Linked DNA regions of Homo sapiens: all the other regions are linked to region 1. The links are chromatin loops, found by intact Hi-C in ENCODE. Cell type or tissue: adrenal gland. All regions are shown on one strand. Links, peaks and the distances in the headings refer to the core of each region. The heading gives the core; the rest is flanking DNA.

What was found. A loop is a pair of places that touch in the nucleus more often than their neighbours do. Peaks named below come from ENCODE experiments on the same cell type or tissue, not always from the same donor. Only the 100,000 strongest peaks of a DNase experiment are listed, where the experiment ranks them.
Region 2: it touches region 1 in a loop (3-fold over the local background); 31 of 110 quality-filtered maps call a loop at or near these places.
Region 3: a loop joins it to region 1, with 8 times the contacts of the local background. A loop is called at or near these places in 68 of 110 quality-filtered maps.

What each region holds. Positions count from the first base shown.
Region 1 is chr9:92,136,159-92,144,231 of GRCh38, forward strand. LINC00475 (long intergenic non-protein coding RNA 475) reads left to right here and starts at 5,309. Exons shown (of 4, transcript NR_027341.1): 1 at 5,309-5,492. It also overlaps the pseudogene LOC100128076. RefSeq lists enhancers at 3,856-4,435, 5,015-5,594, 5,595-6,173 and a silencer at 5,159-5,338. In adrenal gland, for the core only: CTCF peaks have their summits at 2,134 (motif pointing right), 2,341, 4,326 (motif pointing right) and 4,525; DNase peaks (open chromatin) are centred at 2,133, 3,316, 4,313 and 5,413; H3K4me3 peaks cover 1,411 bases; H3K27ac peaks cover 569 bases.
Region 2 is chr9:92,436,252-92,441,251 of GRCh38, forward strand. The region is part of intron 5 of CENPP (centromere protein P); the gene reads left to right. Among named protein-coding and RNA genes, the nearest start is that of OMD, 14 kb to the left of the region's middle. In adrenal gland, for the core only: a CTCF peak has its summit at 3,082; no DNase peak of the experiment used is centred there.
Region 3 is chr9:92,240,187-92,245,186 of GRCh38, forward strand. It overlaps IARS1 (isoleucyl-tRNA synthetase 1), which reads right to left. Exons shown (of 34, transcript NM_002161.6): 27 at 4,773-4,885; 28 at 3,030-3,125; 29 at 1,968-2,144; 30 at 670-775. Among named protein-coding and RNA genes, the nearest start is that of MIR3651, 50 kb to the right of the region's middle. In adrenal gland, for the core only: CTCF peaks have their summits at 2,538 (motif pointing left) and 2,753; a DNase peak (open chromatin) is centred at 2,722; H3K27ac peaks cover 1,464 bases.

The DNA of each region.
Region 1 (8,073 bases), core at 1,263-6,262:
CCTGATCCCTGCCTTGCTGGTCAGGGCCTGAAAAATCTCCCTGCAGGCCCCCCTCGCTCCTCGCTGAGCAGCCTGATGCCTTTTCCCCTGGCAGAGCCAGTACGTCTTCCTGCACAGCTGCCTACTGAACAAGATTCTGGAAGGACCCTTCAACATCTCTGAGTAAGTCCCAGCTTCCCTGTGCCTCCCACAGGCAGGCTCCCTGCTCCTGTTCGTGGGCAGAGCTGAGCGGACTAGAACGGGGAGCTGGGGAACCTTGAGTGCCTTCTCCCTCTCCAACCCCCCCACCAGGTCTTGGCCCATCTCTGTGACGGACCTCCCGCAGGCGTGTGCCAAGAGGGCAGCCAGTGCCAATGCTGGCTTCTTGAAGGAGTACGAGGTACACTTCAGGCCGGGAAGTGGGTGACAGCCAAGGGCAGCCTTCCGCTGCTGAGCCAACCCTGCAGTGAGACCTCCCAGCCTCAGGGCACCCATCTCCTTCCCAGCTCTTGCTGTAGGCCATCAAGGACGAGGCTGGCTTTTCCGCACCCCCGCCTGGCTATGAGCAGGACAGCCCCGTCTCCTGTGAGTCTCACTGTGGACCCTGTGGAGGGGCAGGGGGCCAGCGTGGGCTGGGGACCTCTGGCAGCTTCACCCTCACTGTCTTCCCTCAGATGACCGTTCTCAGGGGCAGTTTTCTCCGGTGGAGGAGAGCCCCCCTGACGACATGCCCGAAGCCTGGCTCTTCCCTGTGAGATGATGCTGGTTTTGCCACTGTTTCCTGCCCTCTCTGACCACCTGTACTTCCCGGGCTGGGGCTGCTGGGGGCTCCCAGAGTTGTGGACTGGGCAGGGGGCACCTTCAGTCTCTGGAAGCCAATGATCTGTGCTCTGCAGGGTGGGCCCTCTGGCCGTGATCATACGGTGCTGACTGGCCCCGCAGGGCCAAAGGAGCTCTGGGAGCTGGTGTGGCAGCACAGGGCTCATGTGCTTGTCTCTCTTTGCCCACCCAATGTCATGGAGAAGGTGACAGAGCAGAGGACAGAGGAAGGGAGGCTCAGGAGTTAGGGGTGAGGATGGAGGCGGGTAGTTTGTGGTGCTGTCTGTGACCAGGGCAGGGGCAGAGATCTCAGGAAGTTGCCTGAGCAGCCCTAACTTGGTCCCAGCCATAGGAATTCTGGCCAACGGAGATGCAGCCCGTAGTCACAGACATGGTGACGGTGCACTGGGTGGCTGAGAGCAGCACAGCAGGCTGGTTCTGTACCCTCCTCAGGGTCACACATGTAGGTGCTGGGGCCACAGGGCATGGGGTGGTGCATGGGGAAGAGTCCTGTGTGGGCTTCCTCTGCCCTCTCCAGCACCAATGCTGATCATGTCTTTGCCACAGGGGGAGAGCAGGAAGGAAAGGGAGGTGCAGAGACTGCAATTTCCATACCTGGAGCCTGGGCATGAGCTGCCCGCCACCACCCTGCTGCCCTTCCTGGCTGCTGTGGGCCAGTGCTGCTCTCGGGGCAACAACAAGAAGCCGGGCACACTGCTCAGCCACTCCAAGTGTTGTTGGACAATGGTCTTGGGGGAGTGGACAATGGTCTTGGGGGAGCGGACACTGGAAGCCCCTCCCTGCCCTTCTGGCATAGCCTCAGATCTCCCTGGGCTCTGCTTGGGTTATGGGTCAAAAGGACACAGTCTCACAATGCCCCTGTCTTCTCCACACCCTACCCTGTCCTCAGGAATATGGTGGGAATTTACCGCCTCCCTCCCTAGGTCCAGGCTGGCCGGCTGACCAAGTGTCCGGTGTCCCTTCTCAGTCCCTGCGCCCAGGTTGGGTTTTCCCACATCCGTGGACACCCCCGCCACACCCCCTTTAGGTACCTCATCCACCTCTAGGTCAGTTGCAGCAAGGGTGCAACCCAGCTGGGCACCTTCCTGGCCATGGAGCAGCTGCTGCAGCAGGCAGGGTCTGAGTGCACCGTGGATATCTTTAACGTGGCCCTGCAGCAGTCTCAGGCCTGTGGCCTTATGACCCCAACACTGGTGAGAGGCGACCAGGGGCGACCGGGCTGGCGTGGGGGCTCAGCTGTGGGAAGGGGCGGGGGGATGAGGGAGCTTCTGCCCAGGCCTCTAGGCAGCACCACCCGGGTAGCCACCAGGTGGCGCTGTGGACCGCTGTGCGTTCTCCCAGATGGAGCCCTAGGGGTTGGGGGACACAAGGGAGCCTTTTTCTGTTAGATTGGGGCAGGCGGGGCGAGCCTCCTAACCCTATGTCCATCTCCAGAAGCAGTATGTCTACCTCTACAACTGTCTGAACAGCGCGCTGGCAGACGGGCTGCCCTGAGTCAGCACTGGTCACGGTGCAGGAGAGGTTTGTGCCCTGTGGGATGGGGACAGCATTCCTGACACATCCACGTGGGCCTGGGCTCCCTGGAAGGGCGGCCTCCACTGGGCCCTGTGCTGGGAAGGTACAGGGTCTTGGAATAAAGACCTGTGGCCAAGCCTGAAGCTCAGTGTGTTCTGTCTGTCCATCCTCAGGCCTGGGCCCAGCGTGTGGGTCTCGTGGGCAAACATGGAGCCGGGATGGAAGCTAGGACCTGGAGTCTGGTTGAACTTGGTGACCTATGGCCCCTATGCTGTTGGTTTTTCCCCTGAAGCAATCCTCTCCCTGCTAATCCTCCAGTTTCTAAATTTCCTCAGACTTTGGTCTCTCCACGTCTAGTTTCCTGTGGTGCTAAGCCCTGGATTCAGAATCACAGCTCCAAATTGTTTGTCCTCTGCCTCATCACCCTGTACGCACCATGCTGTATGCAGTAGGGTTTATCCTGTTTCCCACTTCCCTTCTCCTGCCATCCCCAGCCTTCTCTACCTGCCAGAGCCCCCAGGGGCCACCCTCAGCCCCCACCAGGATGGAGGTGCCAGAGCTACCCTGTTACTCGGAAGGCAGGTGCTGGAGGCACCCCTCAGGCGGAGGTGCCAAGTTTTCCCTGCTCCTTCTCTGTCTCCTTCTTCCTCCCCTCTACATAAGAGGTGGGGGAGAAAGCAGGGAAGGCATATGGAGAAAGGAAAAACCAGGAGGAGCAGCAGAGACCAGAAAAGAGGGTGGGGAGGCAGCTGTCTGTCCCACACACTGTAGGACTGCACTGCATACCATGTGCATGATTGCTGGTGGCCACATGAGCTCCTGCCTGCTTCCCTGGTCAGGCTGGGAGTTTCCAGGTGCAGTGCCTGATGCTGGACACTAACTGCCCCTGGTGGAAGGCCCTGGGAGGACACAGAGAAAGCCTGGAAAGATCAGAGCAAGAGTCCCTGAAATGGAGTCGGGTCTCCCCAAGGGGAAGCGGGGAGAGCTCTTTGGCCAACCTGAGTTCCTACTAAGGTGCAACGGGTCAGAAGTCAGGAGGGTCCTTCTCAGGCCTGGTTGAAGAAGGGTACAGAGGTCGTGCTGGCTGCTCAGCCGGGAGCTTTCCCAGAACGAGACTAAAGCACTGGTGCCCTCCCAGGAGGACTAAATGCCGGTGTCCTCCATATGCCATGTTTATCAGGAGCTGAGGGTGGGCCCCCTAATGACCCTCACAAAAGCAGGCTGGAGGCTCTGCTCTGAGCTGCCCAAGTCTGTCTCAAGCAGCTGCTGCTGAGGTTGCAACAGGGCTCAACCATGGCTTTTCCACTCTGGGAAAATCTCACATTGGAGCAGCAGGAGCTGCAAATGAGATGGAGCCAAGGCTATGGTTGAGTGAAGGAAGTGCAGGCTGGCCTGTGGTAGCTTTCTGCCATAGGGCAAAGGTGGCTCTATCTGTGAGTCTTTCTGGTCATGTAGGCCCATCCTCTAGCCTTCTTAGGAGGCTCATCTTCTACTTTCAGCGCCATGGCACCAACGGGAGGCCTAGGGTCAGGGTCTGCTCATTTCTTGGTCCGGCTATGCAGCCCCTCTAGCCCTGGGAGGTTATCGGAGAGTGGAGAGGTGTTGATGAGAGGATTCTGGCATGTGGAAGGACAGGGTGGAAGAAATCCTGGATGCCTCTGAGGTCCCAGGTTTCTGGTATACCCTCTGGCTGGACCATGGGGAGACAGGGCAAAAAAGGAAGGAGGGGTGCCCACAGCCTGCTCTAGCTCTGCACTGGGGCTTGGCTCAGCATGGGAGAGACCAGAGACAGCAAGAGGCTGCGTGAAGGAAGCACAGCCAGCTCACTATGGTCTAAGGAGAGAACAGGGATTGGCCTCAGTTTTAACCACCGTGCCCTTTGCTCACCAGGGCTCTGGGGCCGGCCAGGTCAGCCAGTTGGTGGGATTCCAGCCTCAGGGTGGCCGAGCTGCAGGTGCAGCACCCGGCCTCCAGGTGGCGCCAATCTGCTTACTTTGAGGTGGCCTCTTGACAAGCAGCTGAGCTGCACGCAGTCCCTCAGCCTGCCGAGGTCCTGGGAGCAGGGATCAAGGTGGTCCCCGTAAACCTGACAGTAAACCTGACAGAGGCTGCAGGAGTGCATTTCCACCCAGGGTGCACTCAGCGAGTGGAACTCCACACCCGTTTCTTTGGAGTCAAGGCGCGACCTCTCAGGGAGGAGACTGCTCCTGGTTGCCCACTGCCGGGTCATCCCAGCTTGCAGTGGAACCCTCCGCAGCCTGGCCTCTTCCAGGGTAGCCCCTCACTCCCCTCTCTCTTGTCCTAGGATAAGGCCGAGGAGGGCTGACGAGTTCCAGCTCTGGGGATGCCCTATCAGCTGTGTCACCTTGAACAAATCATTTCTCCTCTTGGGTCTCTGTTTCCTCCAGTGTGAAACGTGGTGAAGGCATGAGGGGCTATGAGAGCCCCAAGGCCTCTTTCAGAGATCTCCTCTGGGTCCCATGTGACCCCGTGGCTATCCCCAAAGGCAAGAGGGTCCCCAGCCCTGCAGCCAAGGCCCTGGGACACCCTTTCTAAACAAGTGCAGGTCTCTGACGGGCTGAGCTTTGCTCGCTTGGGTTTCTTTGCTTTTTTCCTTTTTTTATCTTTCCTGAATGAAATTCCTGCCAGCTCCGAAGGAAGGAGGGAAGGGAGCTAGCCGCAGCGTAGAAAGTTTCCTTGACTCCTCCTCCGGCTGGGTCTCCCTCCCTTGCCAAGCCCAGCCTGTGAAACTGAATAACGAAGATCACTCAACAATGCCTGCTCCTCTCTGACTGCACCGCCCCGCCGCCGACGCCCAGTAGAGCCCCCGGGGCGGTCCCCACCGACGGCGCAGCCCGCCGGGACCGGGAGAAAGCAGCTGCGGACACCGCGCCCGTGCGTCTGCGCGCCTGGCCGCCAGGTGACCCAGCAGCCCGGCCGCCGAGATGCCCAACCCGCCCAGGCTCCGGGCGCTGTGACTTCGCGCCGCTGTGTGCGCCTCCCCGAGCGCCGGCTGCGCCCCCCAGCCCGGCCCGGGGCCTACCGCCTGCCCGGCCCCCTGCCACTGCCAGGAGGACGGCATCATGCTGTCTGCCGACTGCTCTTGAGCTTGGGCTGTCCGCCATACCGGGGGACCTGGATCCCCTGACGGCTTACCTGTGAGTACTGCCCGCCTGTCTCCACCTGGTACTGCGGGCTGCTGGCTTGCACCCAGTCCTGGCCTCAGCAGGACACCTGCTTGCTTGGTGCCCTGGGGCGTGGGCATCCCGGAGAGGGTTCACCCCCTTCCAAGTTGACCGTTGCGGGACTGGGGAGGGGAGAAGAGTCTGAGACTAAATATCAGGCGAGCAGGGAGACCAGGCTTCCCTGACTTGGCTTCCCCATTGGCCTCCGTGCTTGTGGGCTGACTGCGGGAGCCCAGGTTTGGCAAGGTGGGTTCTGGACCCTAAGCGGGAGGGCGCGGGGCTGGCTCCCCCATCTCCTGTTGCTGCATTCTCTTCCAGCAGAGCAGTGCCCAGGATGGTGGCTGAGGGTAAAGCTGACAGAACTGGAGGTGGAGGTGAGGGGAGCGTGCCCCAGTGGGGTGGAAATAATGTCTGTTCTTCTGCCATGGTGAGGACAACAGGGCTGTCACACTGAGGCTGGGTGGCCTTCTTTGGGGGGGGGGTCCCAGAAGCTGGGAGGGGGGCCTTATCCACTCTTGTCTCCTCAGAAAGGGACTCTGCCAGCACCATCTCCCTTTACTGGGGCCTCCCGGCTCCCCCAGGGGCCTCCCTAAAGTCATGTCCCAAGAGGCTGTGTTGGAGACACTAATTTGTGGGCAGGCGCGGAGGCTGAAAAGCGGAGAACCATTTTTAGCGTCTGAGTTGGGGTGAGATGGCCCGTGAAGGGGACCCTATTGGGGGCAGCTGTCCTGTCCGTCTGGCTCACAGGAGCTTCCCCTCAGAGCTGGAGGGCTGGGGGCTCTCGCTGCTTACCACATGGGCAGGAGGAGGGTGAGAGAGCACATTCCAGGCCACCTACCCGCACCCCCAGCCCCGCTCTGGGGAAAGGAGACCTCCTCCAGCCCAGCTCTGCAGGCTCCATCAACTTCCTCAGAGGAGCTGGGAGCAGGTGGGAAAGCCTGGGGCCTTCTGCTGAGGGCTAGGATCCCAGAGCTCCTTCTGGCCTGAGAGAGACCCCTCATGGCTTCTAGCATGTGGGAGTTCTAGCACGTGGGAGCTTAGAGGAAGAGGACGCTGGGCGAATCTTTATAGGGGCCTAGCAAGAATTTGTGGAACTAAAAGGATGCTCAGTGTTGGCAGTGTCCTGGTGGGAGGCAGAGGGTCCCAGATGGCAACTCTTCATGGGGCTCCTCTCCAAATGTCCCTGTCCCTAGGTTGGGATGTCCTCCTCCACTCCAAAAGGCACAGGCTGTGGGCCAGGTAAGGGAGTGAGAAGAGAAAAATAATGCCCATCTTCTAGAAGGACAAATGGAATCCTTCACAGTGCAGCAGGTGACGGCGGAGGCAGTCATGGGAATAAAGCTACCAACTGCACAGAGGCTGGGTGCTCAGCATCTGGCAAAGCAGGGCAGGCTCCGGCCCCAGCCCACACCCAGGCCAGCCCTGCTTTCAGCAGTTTTCTATCCTGGGAGTATGTGACATTGGTTCATTGGAAGACAGGGTCCTGTGGCTAAAGAGTTTAGATATGACTTCTGTGGAGCCTTTCTCTGGGTGAGCTGAAGGAAGGTCCCTTGCCTGGGTTGAAGGGGCAGGGGAGATAAGGCCTTCCAGAGCTTCCTTTCCCAGTGTTAAGTCTTCCTAGACTGATTAATGATCCTTTTTCTAGAAGGACCTGGGGTAGGAGGTACACTGTCACCTTTGGAATTCAAGCATCCTACCATCCATGCTGGCAGAAGATTTTCCCACTAACTTGTCACAATTCCCTGGGAGCTGTGAAGTCTGCATTTGGGTTCAGTGGAGGTGGGGTTTTCTGAGCTGGTCTGTGTCTTCCTGGGGATTGAGAAAGCCCCCCTCTCTCTCAAGACTCAGGGGATGCTTCTGAGAATGGCGGAGAGAAGAGAGGGAGTGGGAGCTAGAAAGAGTACGATGGGTCCTGAGGCAATGTGGGGAATTTAGCAGTGGGGTCTGGAATATTGGAAGGAGGTAGCAGAGGACCGTGTTCCCTGCCCTGGGCTGGGGAGGGGTCCCATCAGGATGGTGCATGAGGGATATCTACAGTTGTCCTGAGGGTGTCTCAGAGGAGGAATTTTCTTTCTTTGCCCTCTCTGGAGAACAGCTCTACCACAAAGGCACCTGAAGGTGGGGTTGAGGGCTGGCATGGAGAAGAGCCAGGGTGGGGAAGTCTTGGGGCTCCTTTCTCTTTTCAGCGATGTTAGGAGGTGCCCACCTTGGCCCTGCCCCATGTATCCCAGCCCTTGCTGAGGACAGCACAGATTCGCATCTGATGATATAACCAGCAGTGCCTCTCTCTGGGCCACTCAAACCTTGGTTCCTTCCTAGCTCTGCCACCTACTGAGAGTCACTCACTGAACACCTCTAAGCCTCAGGTTCTTGATGTGTACATGGAGAGGAGGAAGCATGTTGCTGAGAGGATTAAATGAGATAATATGTTCAGTGAAAGTCCCCACAGTGCCTGACACCCGAGGGTGACTCTGAAATGGTGGCTAGTATTATCATGCCTCCTGTGGGTGCTCCGTGGAGGTGGAGGTAAACTACCAGGCCTCTCCACACCAGA
Region 2 (5,000 bases), core at 1-5,000, 300 kb after region 1:
AATTTTTTATTTGCTCTTGAGTTTTATCAGTTCTAGATACTAGAACAAGGAGTACCTTTGTAGGATATGTAGTTTGCAAAGATTTTCTCCATTCTATTGCATGCCTTTTCATCTTCTTATCAGCATCTTTCACAGAGCAAAAGTTTTAAATTTTGGTGAAGTCCAGTTTATTGATTCTTTTTTCTTTTGTAGATCATGCTTTTGGTGTCATATCTAAGAACTCTTTACAAAGTCCTAGCTCTCAAAGATCTTCATCTATGTTATTTTCTAAAAGTATAGCTTGACATTTTACTTTTATGATTCATTTCGAGTTAATTTTTATATAGGGTTTGAAAGGTTTTTTTTGCTTATGGCTATTCAATTACTCAATTCATTTGTTTAAAAGACTGTCTTTCCTTCAGTAATTGCTTTGGTGCCTATGTCAAAAATCAATTGTCTGCACTTAATGCTATTTCTGGCTTTTCTTTTTCAGTTCTATTTATTTATACGTCTGTCTTCCTGACAACACCACCTAGTCTTGATTACTATAGTTATATTGTAAGTCTTGAAATCAAGTAGAATGACTTTTCTCACTATATTCTTTTTTCAGAATTGTTTTGGCTATTCTAGTTCCTTTGCCTTTCTACATAAATTTTAGAATGATCTTGTCTGTATCTGTAAGAAATCTGCTGGGTGTGGTGGCTCACACTTGTAATCCCAGCACTTTGGGAGGCCAAGGCGGGCAGATCACTTGAGGACAGGAGTTTGAGACCAGCCTGGCCAACATGATGAAACCCCATCTCTGCTAAAAATACAAAAAAATTAGCCGGGCATGGTGGCAGGTGCCTGTAATCCCAGCTACTTAGGAGGCTGTGGCAGGAGAATCGCTCAAACCCAGGGGTCGGAGGTTGCAGTGAGCAGAGCTCACACCATTGCAATCCAGCCTGGGCAACAAGAGCGAAACTCTGTCTCAAAAATAAATAAATAAATCTTGCTGGGATTTTGGTAGGAATTACATTAAAACTGTATATCAATTTGCCTTTTTTTAATTGGGTTTTTGTCTTATTACACATTGTAAGGGTTCTTTGTATATTCTGGATATAAGTCCTTTATCAAATATATAGCTTGTAATATTTTTCTTCTAGTGTATGATTAGTCTTTTTCTTTTGTCTTTTTTTTTGTTTTGTTTTTTTTTTTTGGACAGAGTCTCGCTATGTTGCCCAGGCTGGAGTGCAGTAGTAGGTTCTTGGTTCACTGAAGCTTCTGCCTCCTGGGCTCAAGTAATCCTCCCACCTCAGCTTCCCGAGTAGCTGAGACCACAGGCATATGCCAACACACCCAGCTAATTTTTGTATTTTTTGTAGAGACAGGGTTTCGCCATGTTGCCCAAGCTGATCTTGAATTCCTGGGCTTAAGCGATCCACTCTGCTTCCCAAAGTGTTGGGATTACAGGCATGAGCCATTGTGCCTAGGCTTTTCATCTTCTTAATAGCCTTTTGGCACATAAATATTAATTTTGTAAAGTCCAATTTATAAGTTATTTTTTGGAGACACTGTCTCACTCTGTTGCCCAGGCTGGAGTGCAGTGGCTCAATCACAACTTACTGCAACTTTAACCTTCCAGGCTCAAGTGATCCTCCCACCTCAGCCTCCAGTGATCCTCCCACCTCAGCCTCCAGTGATCCTCCCTCCTCAGCATCTCGAGTAGCTGAGACCACAGGCATGTGCCTCCACACCTGGCTAATTTTTTTATTGTTTGTAGAGATGAGGTCTCCCTGTGTTGCCCAGGCTGGTCTTGAACTCCTAGGCTCAAGTGATCCTCCCACCTCAGCTACCCATAGTGCTGGGATTACAGATGTCAGCCACTGCACTGGGACCAATTTATGATTTTTTATCTTTTATTTTTCATGCTTTTGGTGTCAAGTCTAAGAACTCTTTGCCTCAGGTCTTAAATATTTTTTCCTGTTTCTTCCAGAAGTTTTATAAGTTTTATCTCTTATATTTAGGTCTATGATCTGTTTTGATTTAATTTTTGTGTGTGGTGTGAGGTTAGGATCTAAGTTCACTTTTTTGCATGTGAATATCCAATTGTCTCAGCACCATTTGTTGAAAGGACAGTTATTTCTCCATTGTCAAAAATTAGTTAACCATAAATGTGCAGGTTTGTTTCTGATCCTCAGTTCTGTTCTATTGCTCTATGTGTCTGCCTTATACCAGTGTCATGCCCTCCTTATTAGGGTAGTTTTACAGTAAGTTCTGCCATTGGAGAGTATACATCCTCTAACTTTGTTGTTCTTTTTCCAAATTGTTTTCACTGTTGTAAGTCCTTTGCATTTTCATATAATTTTTGAGATTGGTGTGTCTACATCTACCATTATTAAGATTTCATAATGATTGAGTGCTTAGTATTTAAACATTGCATTTAAACTGCTTCATTTTTGACTGGGTGTGGTGGTTCTTGCCTGGAATCCCAGCACTTTGGGAGGCCAAGGCAGGTGGATCACTTGAGGTCAGGAGTTCGAGGCCAGCCTGGCCAACATGGTGAAACCCCGTCACTACTAAAAATACAAAAATTAACCAGGCATGGTGGCATGTGCCTGTAATCCCAGCTGCTTGGGAGGCTGAGGCAGGAGAATCTCCTGAACCTGGGAGGCAGAGGTTGCAAAGCTGAGGTTGCATTACTGCACTCCAGCCTGTGTGACAGAGCGAGACTCCATCTCAGTCAATCAATCGGTCAATCAATAAACTGCTTCATTTGTTATTGCTACGTGGTATGGCCTTAGTAAATGCTTGGTGCTGTTCTTTTGTTCTTATTAAGATTTTCCAGTATGGGGAAGTGACTTAGATTTTTTTGCATATGAAGCACAATTCTGTTTGTCCGTTTTCAAGTATTTCATCTTTTTGTTTTCCCAAGTATTTTTATTAGATCGTGTGTTATTATTTTTGCTTCTAGTTAGAAGTTATTGGCTAAATTTTAAAAATATAATAATAGTGGCTTAAGACTATTTTAAAGTAGACCTGGCTTTCTTGTCTTTATTTTCAGACTTCCATAGCTTATTAGAATAAGACTGCCCTCCCATGGTGAAAATTAGGTAATTTTTTTCAGTAAATTTAATGGGCTTATTTTTGGAAAAAATAATTTAAAATATATATATTTTTAAAATATGTGGGAAATAAGTGATAAGCTATTCTGTGTTTCCAAATAAACAGAGATTGTAGAATCCTCCCCAGCCCCCACTAGCTATAGAGTCACAGTGGCTGACCAGCATGGGAGGCCCTGGCCACAGCTTTTCATGAGTTGGTGGTCTTAAGTCACCTGTCTCTCTGGAGAATCAGTTTTATAATCTTAAAATGAAGAGGTTTCAATGAGGCTGCTCCACATCTAAACTTGTGTGGCTCCTTTGTCTTTCTATGCCACCTTCTCTTTGTCTTCCTATTATTTTATGGGATATCGCTTTATATCTAGTCCTCTTTCTCAATCCCATGTTAAAATTCTTGGAATGCTCTTGAGTCTTATTGGTCTGATCCCCTCTATATTTTCTGTAGAATTATGTAATATTACTACAAGTACCATTTGGGTGAAAGGAACTCTTTGATCTTCAAAGTAGTGAAATGATTCTAAGTATGGATAAGAGTGGTGAATATAGAGACCTAGGAACCAGAATTTCTGTTACTTATGTTTATTCAAGTTAATATTTACAGTGGCCTCCCCTTATCCACAGTTTTGCTTTCCCCCATTTGAGTTACCCATGGTCAACCATGGTCCAAAAATATTAAATGGAAAATTCCAGAAAGAAATAATTCATGTTTCAAATTACATGCTATTTTGAGTAGCCTGACGAAGTCCTGTGCTGTCCAGCTCTGTCTAGTCCAGGACATGAATCATCCCTGTGTGCAACATATCCACACTATATACACTCACCTCCCATTAGTCACTTAGGGTTATCAGATCACCTGTCATGGTATCCCAGCACTTACGTTGTAGTAAACCTTATGTCAAAGAGAATCTATAACGGGGTGCCTAGTCTTTTGGCTTCCCTGGGCCACATTGGAAGAAAAAGAATTGTCATGGGCCACACATAAAACACACTAACACTAGTGATAGCTGATGAGTTAAAATAAATAAATAAATAAATAAATAAATAAATAAATAAATCACAAGAAAACTCATCATGTTTTAAGAAAGCTTACGAATTTGTGTTGGGCCACATTCAAAGCCATCCTGGGCTACAGTGGGCCATGGCTGTGGGTTGGACAAGCTTGATCTATAAAGTGCTTCCCTTAAGTGAAAACTTTTCCCTTAGTAAAAGTTCTCAACTTAATAAGGAAAGAAAAAGAATGGTATGGTAAGAGTGCTAACATCTGTAGTAAGACCAAATCTCCTATCTGTAAAATTGTGAAGAAGGAAAAAGAAACTAGTTTAGTTTCCTGTTGCACCTCAAACTGCGAAAGTTATGACCACAATTAATGCATTATAAGTATTTAGTTAAGAGGGAAAAGGCATTAAATCTGTGAGTGGAAGACGTGAACAGAAATGTGTTTTGACTGACAACAATCAGGTTTTGTACTTGCTGTGGTTTCAGGCATCTACAGGGGATGTCTTGAAACATATCCCCCAAGGTAAAACCGAGACTATTGTTCAGTAAGTCCTCACTTAACATCGTCAATGGGTTCTTTGAAACTGCGACTTTAAGTGAAATGACATATAATGAAACCAATTTTACCATAGGCTAATTGTTATCAAACAAGTGTTAAGTTCCTGTGGCATATTTCTGGTTATAGAATCATCACCGAACTTCGTAATGAAGACCCAAAACACTTCTAATATTAAACATTGAAATAAATGTGAGCTATCTGTATGTTTAAGAAAACGTTAATAAAAAACAAGTGCATGAATTTTTGTATTTTATTAGTCATACTTTTGGATGTTACTTACATGGTATGTAACTACAGTGTTAAAATTAATCAAGCTACATATTTATCATCTATGTACTTTTCTATACATATATCAAACATCAATA
Region 3 (5,000 bases), core at 1-5,000, 100 kb after region 1:
AGGAATAGGGAAAACTGTATCTGCTTCATGCTTCCACAAGCATAAGTCCAATCATTTACTTTAGTGGATTCATTTTTCTTTTCTTTTTTTTTTTGGTGAGACAGTCTTGCTTTGTCACCCAGGCTGGAGTGCAATGGTGCAATCTCAGCTCACTGCAACCTCCACCTCCCGGGTTCAAGAAATTCTCATGCCTCAGCCTCCTGAGTAGCTGGGATTATAGGTACCTGCCACCATGCCTGGCTAATTTTGGTATTTTTAGTAGAGACAGGGTTTCACCATGTTTATCAGGTCTTGAACTCCTGACCTCAAGTAATCCACCAGCCTCCGCCTTCCAAAGTGCTGGGATTACAGGTGTGAGCTACCATGCCTGGCCCTTTTTTTTTTTTTAATTGAGGCAGGATCTTATTATGTTGGCAAGGTTAGTCTTGAACTCTTGGCCTCAAGCAATCCTCTCACCTTGGCTTCCAAAAGTGGTAGATTTCAGGAATGATCCACTGCATCTCGCCTAGTGAATTCATTTTGATGACAAGAAGAAAAAGTTATCTATTAAACATGATTAAATAATTATTCCAATTCTCTTAAAAACATCCATAAGTTTTTTTGGTTGTTTTTTCACATCCATAAGTATAACTAAAAAAAAGTCACACAAATCATGGAATTTACTCTTACCTTGTTCACTGCCATTTGCACAAATGTTAAGATTGACATATGCACAAGCAGGACCAGGAAGGGAAGATCCTCTGGTGAGTGTAATTTCCAGTTCAGATCCCTTCAACTGAGCACATGAGAACGTATGACTGAGTAACTGTGGCACCTGACTGCAATGTGCCACACCATCGTGTAACACAGTGACTTCTCAGTAACAACAAGAGCTGTACACAATTGATAACATATTCAATCTCATTACTCAAAGTATCAAAAGCTACAATTTATATCCCATTTTTCTTCTCTTCTTATCCTGGTTTCTTAAAAATATATGCTCACTTAAAAAAAGTCAAATAATTACACAATATGCAAAATACAAAATGAAACTACACTGCAACTCGCCTCACTGAAAAAATAAACAGCCATCATCAGCCCCTCCTTGTCTTGTCCTACTTGTCTCATAGAATGAGACCGGAGCAAATGATTAAGCAAGTGACTGAGGTATATTTTAAATGATCAACTTTTTTTTTTTGAGACAGGGTCTTGCTCTGTCGCCCAGGATCGAGTGCAGTGATGCAATCTCGGCTCACTGCAACCTCCACCTCCTGTGTTCAAGCGATTCTTCTGCCTCAGCCTCCCGAGTAGCTGGGATTACAGGCGTGTACCACCATGCCCAGCTAATTTTCGTATTTTTAGTAGAGATGGGGTTTCACCAGCCCAGGCTGGTCTCGCACTCTTGACCTCAAGCGATCTGCTCGCCTTGGCCTCCCAAAGTGCTGGGATTACAGGTGTGAGCCACTGTGCCCAGTCTAAATGATCTACTTCTAAGTTATAAGCCAATATCTTCCCTACCTTAATATCATACTTTCATAAGTATATCTAAAATTCCTAGATGTAACAACAGAAATGCTATTGTAATCTTTCTTTTTTTGTACTGTACTTTTATGGAGAACCCACTACCAGAAGAGTTAAATGTTTTTCAAGCCAATTGCTATTTACTTTTAATGATAATTACCAGAATCCACACACTGCCTTTTCTAGTTTTAGAAAAAACAGGCCATTTTATTTCCGGGCAAAGCTCATGTACCCTCCTGGCTACCTTCCTCAAGAGAACTGTTGTGAAAACAGTTCCATCTTCCCTCCCTGCTCCATCTTTTCTGAGCTTCCACTCTCTGACTCTACCCACTACTGTCCAGAGCAATACTTCAAGACAGAGTGCTGTGCCGATCTCTACTGTGGGACAGAATATCAACACGTGAGTACACAAAGTCAAACCTAATCTGAAACCCTTTAGTAGTAGTTCAGTGGAACTCAGGACTCACCTGTGTTTTTTCTTGAATAAGGACTTTATCCGATGGAGAAACTGGATATGGTTTCAAGGGAGCCTTTATGGTGGTAAATATGAACTCTGTGTGGCTTTCAATAACACTATTCAGATATGTTCCTTCAGACTTTGCTTTATAGTACACTGTGATTTCATCAGTTGGAACCAGATTGCACTGAAAACACACACAGAAAAATTTAAAAGGGAAGTACATTCTATTAATCAGAACTGAAGGAAGGTACTGTTGAACAAGGGCTACAGATCCCATGCTGAATCATCACAGAAGGGCAGTCACCCTTCCCTCCCTGCTGGGTGATCCGTAAGACTAACTGCACTCAGTACATGATTAACTTTGTGTCTTTTTCACCACTCTTTGGGGGATAGGGCATGTTTCTTTTCCTAGAACAATCAGTACCTCATGAATGTTGAAACCAAGAAATTACTTAGAACCCACTTACAAAGCTCTGAACTGATTCAGAGGTCACAAGCACCCACTCATCTGCTGGAACAGCCTCCTCAGACCTTGAACCGTCTGGGAAGAAAGATGTATGTTAGCTGTCACTGCCCTCTACAGGGCAAGAAATTCCTGATTCTCTCACTAGCAGGGGCTTTGCAGCCCCTCTGCGCTCCAGGATGAGCTCCCTGCATATTCCTCAGCTCTCTAATAAGGAAAAACTACCCAACTCTGTCCAAATCCGGGAATCTCCCCTAAGCTAGAAGCCTGTCTATGCTGACTGCACCTCTGCCCTTCTGCAAAGACACTATCAGCTCTGATTACCTTCTGCTCCAGTCACAGGGGATATTCTGTAGAAGCCCAACGGAGCTAAAAAAAAGGATGGGAAAAGGCACAGGCTGGCTGAAAGCTACGACTTGGGAGTGAACACGTGGGGAGAGGAAGAGGAGTGACTTTTCTGCAGAATACATTCCAAATGGACTATGGATTAGTGATTGTTATGCATTGATCACTATGGTTTATATTACCTGCCTCTCCTATCTTCTCCAAACAACCAAAACAAACAAAAAGCCAAAACAGTAGCTTATTCTTAACTGACAAACTAACCTTTTTGCGAAGTTTCTGTATGCGATTGATGACTTCCCGAGCCATTCCTTCATCTACCATTGACTGGTCAGGAGTGACATCTAAGAGGACCAAAGCCTGTGGGAATGAACAGTGCACACCATGACAATCAAATAAGGAGAAACACTTCTTCCCAACTCAGCAAAATGTTATTTAAATCTGGAGAGTCTATAATGCAGCACTATTTTTTCACACAAATGAGCAAAAGCAATAAAATTAATCTAGTTTATCATTCAGGTACTTCTTCATAATCAGCTAGTCCTCTGTCTCTGGAGAAAGGTGTGCAGGTTTTTGTTTCTTGTTTTTTTGTAGGGTGCTGCTCACAGGAGATGCCCTGGGACCACCTCTTATCAGAGTCCCTCACATGACTCTGCTTTTTGGCCATCTAAGAAGTAATATCAACTCTTCTAATAAGTAAGATCAATAATCATGAAGCCCTTGGAGCAGCACAGCTTTTCAGGCCACAACAAGTGGATCAACGGCCTCAGCGCAGTCAACTCCAAGTGACTTTCCTATACCATGACCCCTGTGATCTTCAGGTTTGTCAGAACGACTCAAGACAAATTCTACAATGGACCACAAAACTTTCTGTGACTTAAACTGCCATATTTTTGCTAAGGTTAATGTTTCTATCTCATCTATTCTGAAGGTTGCTGATTATGATGTAGCAATAATGACACTATCGCTTCTGTTACACAGCATGTTGCAGAGTAAAATATACTCTACAAAAGACTTGTACATTAGGCATCATCTCATTTACCTTTGAGTAAACAGAGAAGTTAAGAAATGACTCACTTCATAAAGGCATCAGAGGTAGTGAAATGCATGATAAACTCAAAATTCCAGTCAGTGCAGGGCCACTACAACATGTAAGCCATGTCAAGAAACTCAGAAGCATCACATGACACTTTTGTAAGGTGGACAACTTTTCAGGCCCCTAACATCTGCTGTAATGAGGAAGAACTGCCCACTGTCAGTGTTTAGAAACCTCCTCCCTGCCTTCTTTCCCAGCTACGATACCTCCGACTCCTTGCCACTGTCTTCCCACGTAGAGTTCTGTACACATCTAACTTAAGCGCCTGGGTAAAGGACTGAGGAGGTCGACCTTCCTTTCATGGAGGTGCTGCTCTACCTTCCCCTGCACATGGTATGCTAAGCACAGAGGGACCCCTGCAATATCCCCAAACCCACATGCGAGATCTTACAACTATGCTGACTGGGGATGTCTGGTCAGGACTGCAAAGAGATAGTCTCTTCTCCAATATGGCAAAAAATATTGATCCTGGAATCTAAAACAGTTTGTATATTCTCTTGAAAAGAGTGTTCCCTGACCACTTTTCACCCTACACCTATTTTTGGATAGGAGCCCTCTGTGTACTTATTTCTACCAGATAACTTATCAGGTAGAATACTAAGAACTGGCTTAATTTCAGGTGTCCTTGACTGACTCATTCCTTGAAGGGTTCATTTTTGTGCAACCCCACACTTGGGACAATGACTGACATGTAGAAATCACAAAATGCTTACTTATGTATTCACTAAACAAATGCATATGTTAAGGGCATAATAATATATTAGTTTAATAAAGCCAATCTAAACCAAGTAACTGGTTTATTTTACCCTGAGACAAGCTGTCAACATTATCAGGAAAGGCACAGGCAAATACTTTCTCCTCTTATGCTCTCATCTCTTGGTAAAGAAATGTTCTAGGAAACAGAAAAATACCTGAGCATCTGAGTGTGCTTCAAATTGCGCAGTCCCACCTGTGGCCTGATCAAAGGTGTACATGAGGCGGATGTCTTCATCGTGCAATTCATGGCCTTCCACAACAATGGTCCCTATGGAGAAGCAGCTACACTGTTAATCAGCTTCCCCTCCTCTTCAAGCTGCCCCACTACCCGTGTATTATGCCCCTTCTTGATTAAAATTTCACAATAACAAAGCCACAGAGGC